Regions from separate parts of the Homo sapiens genome. Here region 1 is linked to region 2. Evidence: read pairs that join two places in POLR2A ChIA-PET (ENCODE). Cell type or tissue: OCI-LY7. All regions are shown on one strand. Each heading gives the region's core, and the rest is flanking DNA. Links, peaks and the distances in the headings are about the cores only.

The links. Peaks named below come from ENCODE experiments on the same cell type or tissue, not always from the same donor. Only the 100,000 strongest peaks of a DNase experiment are listed, where the experiment ranks them.
Region 1: POLR2A ChIA-PET joins it to region 2 with 8 read pairs; 2 of 35 experiments call an interaction of 5 or more read pairs at or near these places.

What each region holds. Positions count from the first base shown.
Region 1 is chr1:167,150,649-167,155,045 of GRCh38, forward strand. No RefSeq gene overlaps it. Among named protein-coding and RNA genes, the nearest start is that of LINC01363, 43 kb to the right of the region's middle. In OCI-LY7, for the core only: no CTCF peak of the experiment used is centred there; a DNase peak (open chromatin) is centred at 2,083.
Region 2 is chr1:166,820,688-166,825,084 of GRCh38, forward strand. No RefSeq gene overlaps it. Among named protein-coding and RNA genes, the nearest start is that of POGK, 17 kb to the right of the region's middle. In OCI-LY7, for the core only: CTCF peaks have their summits at 1,894 and 2,098; no DNase peak of the experiment used is centred there.

The DNA of each region.
Region 1 (4,397 bases), core at 315-4,314, 330 kb after region 2:
TTCCCTAGTCTCAGGACTTGGTAGCACAGCCTCCACTGACTTGCCCAATAGGAAGCAAGTTTCCCTTCTTGCCATCTGAATTCCACATTTGGTGTGCCTGAAGTAAACCCTAAGAGCCCATACTGGTTCAGTTCTAGAACTTTACTGTCATCCAGTGCATAACCCATGCTCAGTAAATATTAGTTAAATTTAACAGAGGACAAAAAAATGTATAATCCCCAAAGTAAAATAGTCTGAAAATTTCAGGTGAAAAAGTTGAGGGGAAAGGTATTTAAAAATAAATGCAGCTGGACGGGCACGGTGACTCACGTCTGTAATTCTGGCACTTTGGGAGGCCGACGTGGGCGGATCACCTGAAGTCAGGAGTTCGAGACCAGCCTGGCCAACATGGGGAAACCCTGTCTCTACTAAAAATACAAAAATTAGCCAGGGGTGGTGGTGGGTGCCTGTAATCCCAGCTACTTGAGAGGCTGAGGCAGGAGAATTGCTTGAACCCAGAGGGCGGAGGTTGCAGTGAGCCGATATCACACCACTTCACTCCAGCCTGGGTGAAAGAGCAAAACTCTGCCTAAAAAAATAAAAAAATAAATAAATAAATAAAGTAAAATAAAAAAAAATGCACCAACTTATAGCTAGGATTTGTGTTGATAGTTATTGGAAGGTAAAGAGAAAAATCCCATATAAAAATATTCTGTTACTCTGGCCCATAAAATCATCATTTTAAAAGAAACAAGGTGGAAGGTAGGGCTGAAAGGGATATTGAGAGGACACTGATGACCAACTTCTTTGAGCCACAAGTTTGCCCAAGGCCTGCTCTGGTACCAAAGTGGCCATTTCTCTCCTCAGTGACCCCTCTCCAGACTGGCTGCCCATTCTATCCTGCTTTGCTTCTGCCACCCACTTCCTGGGCTTCTAGTGCTGGGCTGGTACCATTTATTTGTTTATTCAGGGCAGGAAAGTACTTGACCAGGTGTCTGTAGCACCAAATGCCTGTGGCTCCCTAGAGTAGGAGAGTCAGGCCCAAGATGATACACACAGTGACCACTTTGAAGGTTCCACTCGAGGCATGGCTCAGCCAGAACATTCCCAGAGAAACTCACTCCCTCAAAGTTAAGGTCACCGTAGTCATTTTAGCTATTGAAGACCACAGTGCTCTATATGTGTTGGCTCATTTGTGCTCCAATCTCCTCTATGACATCAGTTCTATTATTATCTCCATTTTGCAGTGGAGGAAACAACTTATACAGGTTTAGTATTTTGTCCAAGATCACAGTTCCTAAGTGGTAGCTCTGGGATTCACACCCAAGCAGTGTGACCGTAGAGCCAGACTCCAGCCAGTGTATGTATTATTTACTCCCGGTTGTCTGTGAAATGTAGAAAAGAAAAGGAAAAGAATAAAAATCCCCTCTGACTCCAGCAACAGAGATAACTATTTGCTTTTTCCCCACCTGCTATCCTTATGCAAACCCCACCTTAATGTGGTGGTAACATCAGCTTCCCAGGCATATTCCTGTGGGAAACAGTCTGTCTCCCTCCCTGGCAGTGGCATGTCTCAGAAGTAGCCTTTGGCAACCTCTTGGTGAAGTCTGTGTCTCCCTCCCACACCCCGCCATGCTACCCTCTCAGGTGACCTCTGCAGGGCCCACACCAGCAAGATTTCTTGACTAGTCCCCAGGCCAGCCCTTCTCCCTTCCCACCGCAGAGACAGTTTCTGCAGAGGCTTGCCCTCTCTTGCCCACAGCCTGGCTAGCCTAATCATCTCAGGTCATAAATGCTGAAGCTTTAGCAGGTTACTCCTCCCAGGTTGACATGCTTATACAGGCATTTTTGAGAGATATTGTACTTTTTAGCCAAAAGCCCCAAAGTAGAGACACACTGGGCTTGGCCAGGGTTTTGGTGTTCTCTTAAAGCACACCATCCCTTTGCTGCTTCACCAGTGGGAGTGAAATGTTTTCACAGGGAAACGTCCTTCTGGCTGCCAGGCTGTGATGGGGAGGTGTCAGTGGGTGGGTGCCGGAGGGGAAGATGTTTTATGTTACAACACAGGAAGTCAATGACCTTGAGGCCTCTGAGCACTCTGCCAGGTCAATTCATCTCGGAGGTTGTTCTTTCCTGCCCCAAAGCCTAGGCTGACTACAAAGCTCCTTCCGCCCCTCAGAGCAATTAGAGAAACAGAAAGAAGCAGAGTACCAGGATCTGAAAATGGAGCAGTGCAGAGAGAAAGCTAGTGTAAGACCGTGCTTCTCAACCCTTTCACACATAATACTTAACTTTTGTAAGAAATATTTCATAATATTCATTTTGCTATCTAGAAATGAAGTTCTTAGATATATAACCTACCTACACATATAATTTTTAAAATAAATATAATGTCCTACCTACAATGTAAAGAAAAATAAAAGGAGAGTAGTGGATAATAAAATATATTTAAATATGTGAATTCTAGTACACAGCTGCCCTAGAAGACATAGCAAAGGGCCAGGTGCCTGCACCTTTACTTAAAATCATTGTGAACACAAGGGATATAGCTGCAGTTAAATTGGCGATTCAATATTATGAGAAGGGTTGCTGTCAGAAACATGCATTTCCAAAATTCTTGGTAAAGTTCTTTTTTTTTTTTTTTTTGAGACAGGGTCTCACTCTGTTACCCAAGCTGGAGTGCAGTGGCACAAACATGGCTCACTGCAGCCTCAACCTCTTGGGCTCAAGTGATTCTTCTGCCTCTGCCTCTTGTGCATTTGGTACCACAGGTGCATGCCACCACACCGGGCTAATTTTTTTAATTTTTTGTAGAGATGGGGTCTCTCCATGTTGCCCAGGCTGGCCTCAAACTCCCGGGCTCAAGCAATCCTCCTACCTTGGCTTCCCAAAACTCTGGGATTATGGACGTGAGCGACTGAGCCCAGCTTAAAGTTCTAAACAAAACAAAATATCATCTTGCCTTGATTCCCACAATAGTTATGATCCTAAAAATTTCAGTATATATTCAACCATGCAAAAAACACATGACGTTTATATGTAAAACAGAGTTACATTCCAGGCACAGGTAGTCTGTAAGATTTTCATCAACACAAATGTCTACTGTGATTTTCCAAAGGCATATGGGACACAGAACAGTTGCGTTTCAGGAAGTCCAGCATCCTTGGCCCCCACTTCCTAAAATGCTAGTTGACCCACAATTTTGTCATTGTGACAAAAATGCTTCCATAAATGTCCAAACTACGCACCCCCCAGAAGTATGGCCCCCATGGAAAATCAATGTCTGAGGCGACCCCAGGAACTGATTAGCGGTAAGATCGCATACCTTAACTCTGTATGGCATGAATTGCTCAGTAGCATCAAGGAAATGGAGGGCGAAATACTGATAAACAATATAGGCAAGTGTTAGTGACGTGTTTCTCAAGAAGTTAAAAATACTTGCCCTCAGGAAGATCAGTGTAGTAGGATCCATTCAGAGTTTGCTAAATCATCTTAAAGAACTAGGAATGCCCAAGGCTAGAGAAGATTTAACGTTAACTTAACTGAGGATAATAAATCCAAGGAAGAACTAAAATTAAATTTGATGAAAGCCAATTTGTCAAAGATCAATTATCCAAAAGTCAAGTCACTAAATGACCAATTCACCAAAAGCCAATGTGTCAAATATTAACTTGCTGAAAGATTAATTCACCCCAAACTGCCAAATTTAGTACTTTAAGCCATGTCTAGTACTGCAGCAATTTCACCATAAGCCAATTTGCTACCATTGAGTCACTGTGGCTGGCCAAATCCTAGTGTGTTTGGCACTTTTGGTCTATATCATTAAGTAATGAGAAGATCCTGGGTATTTCAAATGTTGTGCATTTTGCACATCTCAAATGTCAAGGAATTTATGAAAAATAAGGTAGATTTCTCTTTGCCAATGCATTACATGCCTTCCCTATTACTCTTAATCATGGCTTTGTGAATAAGCTCAATCAAATAAATACTTTGTGCATGTTTCAAATTTCAAACTCTTTCATTTGATATCATATACATGAAAGAAGAGTTTGCCCTTTAAACAGTTTTATATCAATTTGCCTTTCCCTATTTGTGCTGACTTTGTCAGTCTTTTGAACAAAGTTTTTGTCTGCATGTCAATTTTTATGTATCCATAAAATATGTGGAAACTAGCAAAAATTCTTTCCATGAAATGGGGTCTATATACAAATTTAGGAATGTGGCTAAAATCCAAGTTAGGCATAAGGCCTCAAAACTAGAGAAGGTCATAATCTATGTTGAAGGGCAAGCTCACCCATTCACATATAAAATGCTATACAAGCCGTGCAAGGCCCTAAAAGGTGAAAAACATGAAATGAACATTCAAATAAGCCCTGATAAATTCTTAGGGAGAGAGCTGAGGTGAAGCAGCTCCTGTG
Region 2 (4,397 bases), core at 302-4,301:
GACCTTTACTCCAGTTCCCAATAAGTTTCTCATCTCCCATCTGAGACCTCATCAGCCTGGACTTTGTTATCCATATCACTACCAGCATTTTGGTCACAACAATTTGCCAAGTCTCTAGGAAGTTCCAAACTTTCCCTCATCTTGCTGTCTTCTTCTAAGCCTGTCACACTCTTCCAACCTCTGCCCTTTACCCAGTTCCAAAGTCACTTCCACATTTTCAAGTATCTTTACAGCAATGCCCCACTCCTCAGTACCAATTTTCTGTATTAGTCCATTCTAGCGCTCTTGTAAAGAACTACCTGAGACTGGATAATTTATAAAGAAAAGAGGTTTTATTGGCTCACAGTTCTGCAGCCTGTACAGAAAACATGGCAGCATCTGCTTCTGGGGAGGCCTCAGGAAACTTGTACTCAGGGCAGAAGGCAAAGTGGGAGCAGACATCTTCATATGGCTGGAAGCAGGAGGAAGAGAGACAAGAGGGAGGTGCTACACACTTTTAAACAACCAGATCTCATGAGAACTCACTCACTCACTATCATAAAAACACCACCAAGGAGATGGTGCTAAACCATTCATGAGAACCCTATCCCCATGATCCAGTCACCTCCCACCAGACACCACCTCCAACACGGGATTACAATCAAACACGAGATTTGGGTGGGGACACAGGTCCAAACAGTATCACTATCCAACTTGCATTTTTTTCTTTTACTAATCTAATAATTCTAATGGATATAATAGATCACAGGTTATGATATCATTGCTTGGCTATTTTTGTTAGTTAACAATAAATATCTTTAAGCTTTTATCATATTGTAAACCTTCTGAAGTTTCCATAAATTATAAACGTAATTATCACACCAAATGGCCTCTTTCCCTCAGGTTCTCTTGAAACATCCTTTTGGTCTCACCTATATTACTTCTCCCTTCAGGATCCTCTAACCTTCGAAACTTTTTGTAAATCGAAAGGCCTTTGAAGAATAATATGAGGCATATTCATTAACTCCTTATCTTCTTTCTACTTATTTCAACTCTGTACCCACCTCCTGCTCCAGGAAGCCTCCCCTAATCGCTTCAGCTCTGTCTTGAGCCACCTGTGGGAAATGGAGTGAAGTGGTTAAAGGAAACGGTTTGGTCTTTGGTTTGTTTAGGGCTCATACACCAGGCATGGAGACTTCTCTTCTGTGGGAGGGACATCTTTCTTCTTGATGGGTATGGAGTTGAATAGGTAATTACTTTTAAGGACAAGTTCACCAATTTCCATAATCAATATGTGTCTAAAAAGATAAAAGCAGCAAAAATCGGGAATAAATATATAAAATAGTTTTAAATTTTTAAATGTATGAAGTGAATATATATTCCATTAAGGTAGTCCATTGTTAAGTGTTTTTAATGACCACAGTATCTTTGTCCCATCTCTGTCTTCTTTTTTTATTTTTCCACCGTGTGTCCATTGTGTTCCAGATACTACGGGAGGCACTTGGCACAGATTGGCTGATTTACTTCTAACCAAAGGGGGAAGTGAGGCCACAAAGGTGGGGGTAATTTCCCCAAGGCCAAAAAAGCTCAGCAGTAACAAAGTTGGTATTAGACCCTTGATGTGTCTCATTCCAAAACCCAGGATTTTGTAATAGTATTAATATGCATTTTTACTAATACGATTCTTATTACTTCTAATAATCCCACCTGATTCTTCAACATCCTCACAGTGTTTTTTTTCTAGGGGTGCTACAAAGAACAAGTAGGAAGTGAATTTCTTCAGAGGTTGCTTCCTAGCTTATTATTGTGAACTTTACCTCAGTATCTATTTCTTGGGGTAATTTAGATACGCCCTCCTCCCCTCCCGTCCCGGCTTGGTTCAGAGCTCCTGCCCTACCCAAAATGGACAGCAGGGGCAGGGCGCTCAGCCTTCAGCCCTCCCTCACTCTGCAGCATGTGTGGTTTTAGGGTTTGATGCTACCCTTTTTTAGGTTTCCAAAGCACCTTTCTCAAAAGGAAAGTTTAAGGAGAAGGAGAGAGGGGGAAGAAGTAGAAAAGATTGAAGAGACGCTCCAGAGAGAACGTGCCATCGTCACTCAGGCTTGCTGTGGGGAGCACGTAAATAGCACGAATGAAAAACAACAGTGTGGCTAAAGGGGTAGTGGTATTGTGCGGTGCCACGGGGACGCCTCTATTTTCCACATCTGCCTTTTAATATTTGATGTTATCATGAGAAGGGCGCTTCCTCTACATAAACCTCAGTCTTCTCATCTGTAAAACAGTAGAAATAATACCTGCCCTGCCAATTTCATGGGAGTATTGCAAGGATCAAATAAAACAATGAGAGTGAACATACCCTGAAGTGTCAAATCTTGTGTAGGTCTGGACTACTGCTATCAATGTGGAGAGTGGGGTGGCATGGAGGGGAGATAAGGAAGGTAATAGCCAACATATACTGAGTGCTGACCTTGTGCCAGGCCATGTTTCAAGAGCTCCATGTGTACTGAGAAACCTAAGACGGTAACACAAGGGTCACAGACAAGAACTATGAACCATCTGCCTTGCTGAGCCACCCAGATGGAAGCAGTGACCGACATTTTTTTTTTTTTTTTTTTTTTGAGACGGAGTTTTGCTTTTGTTGCCCAGGCTGGAGTGCAATGGCGCGATCTTGGCTCATCAGCAACCTCCGCCTCCCGGATTCAAGCGATTCTCCTGCCTCAGCCTTCCCGAGTAGCTGGGATTACAGGCATGCACCGCCACGCCCGACTAATTTGGATTTTTAGTAGAGACTAGGTTTCTCCATATTGGTCAGGCCAATCTCAAACTCCCGACCTCAGGTAATCCACCCGCCTTGGCCTCCCAAAGTGCTGGGTTTACAGGCGTGAACCACCAGGGCCGGCTGTGACCAACATTTTTAATAAAAGAAAAAGAAAAAATAACTGTCTTTGGAGATGAATAAACTCAGTCCTGCCACTAACTGCATCAATCTATTACTACATAATATTTCTAAGTTTTGCTTTTCTTTCAGTAAAATGGAAATAACAATACCCACTGTGATGCAAAAAATTATATGAGATAATGCAGTTCCTTCCTCATTTTTTCCCATATTCTTTTTGCTCTGGTAGTTTCTTACCATTGATAGAGCAGAAAACACAGTTCCAAATTTGTGAGGGTGGAGGCTCCAGCCCCTACAACCTCATTCTATGGAGGACCATGTCCAGCCACAGAGCCACAATCCCGTGAGGTCTGTTAGGACCAGTTCCACAGCATGCTCATTTCCCTGCCTACATGGATTTCTGAGCACGATAATACATTGCACACACCTCAAAACAAAAACTCCTTAATCAAGAAAATGTTTTAAAGGAAAAATGAATGGCGGGGGAGACTCTGTATTCTCATACTGAGCACCCTTCACAATTGTCTGGAAATCTTGGTTTCAAATAAGCTGCCTTACTAGTTATCCATCCTCAACTTCGAATGTGTCAAATTGAGTGTTCTCATTCTGGGGTTAAAAATAAGGTCACACTACTTTTTATAATTAGAAATCTCTTCTTTTAAAAAAATTCTAACTTATTAAGTAGAAATTACTTTTAGATTAATTTGGTCTACATTACTGTTAAGAAAAATTATCCAAAACTTGGGAATTAGACAGAAGGAGAACTGCATGCCCTTTTTCTTTTTTTTTCTTTTTTTTTTTTTTTTTTTGAGACAGAGCCTTGCTCTGTTGCCCAGGCTGGAGTACAGTGGCACGATCTGGGCTCACTACAAGCTCCGCCTCCCGGGTTCACGCTATTCTCCTGCCTCAGCCTTCCCAGTAGCTGGGACTACAGGTGCCCGCCACCATGCCCAGCTAATTTTTGTTGTATTTTTAATAGAGACAGGGTTTCACCATGTTAGCCAGGATGGTCTCGATCTCCTGACCTCGTGATCCGCCCGCCTTGGCCTCCCAGAGTGCTGGGATTACAGGCATGAGCCACCGTGCCCGGCCTGCATGCCCTTTCAATGTGAGACTGAAGCTTTGTTTAACAGGCTCACCCCAAAATTACTTGATTCTCTAGTAGACATACCTTTGTTTGACTTGCTATTTATTATTGATTGGGGCCCAGATACTGTGAGGTTAGATGATAACTTGCAGATTTTCATTAGGTAGCAATGCAAACAATTCCTATACTATAGAAAGGAGAACCACAAAATTATGGTTTTATTGGCCAGTATGATAGTAACCCAGGTTTGCGTATAACCTGGCATTCAACATTCTTTCCTCAGTGCCTAAAACTTCTTCAAATGATCTTGACACCAGTTTTACCATCTTGTTGATCCCCTTATTAACAAGCTTAATAAACCTTTGATGTATGTTCATTCTATTTTTGTATGAGTATTTTGTTTTGTTTTGTTTTGAGACAGAGTCTTGCTCTGTG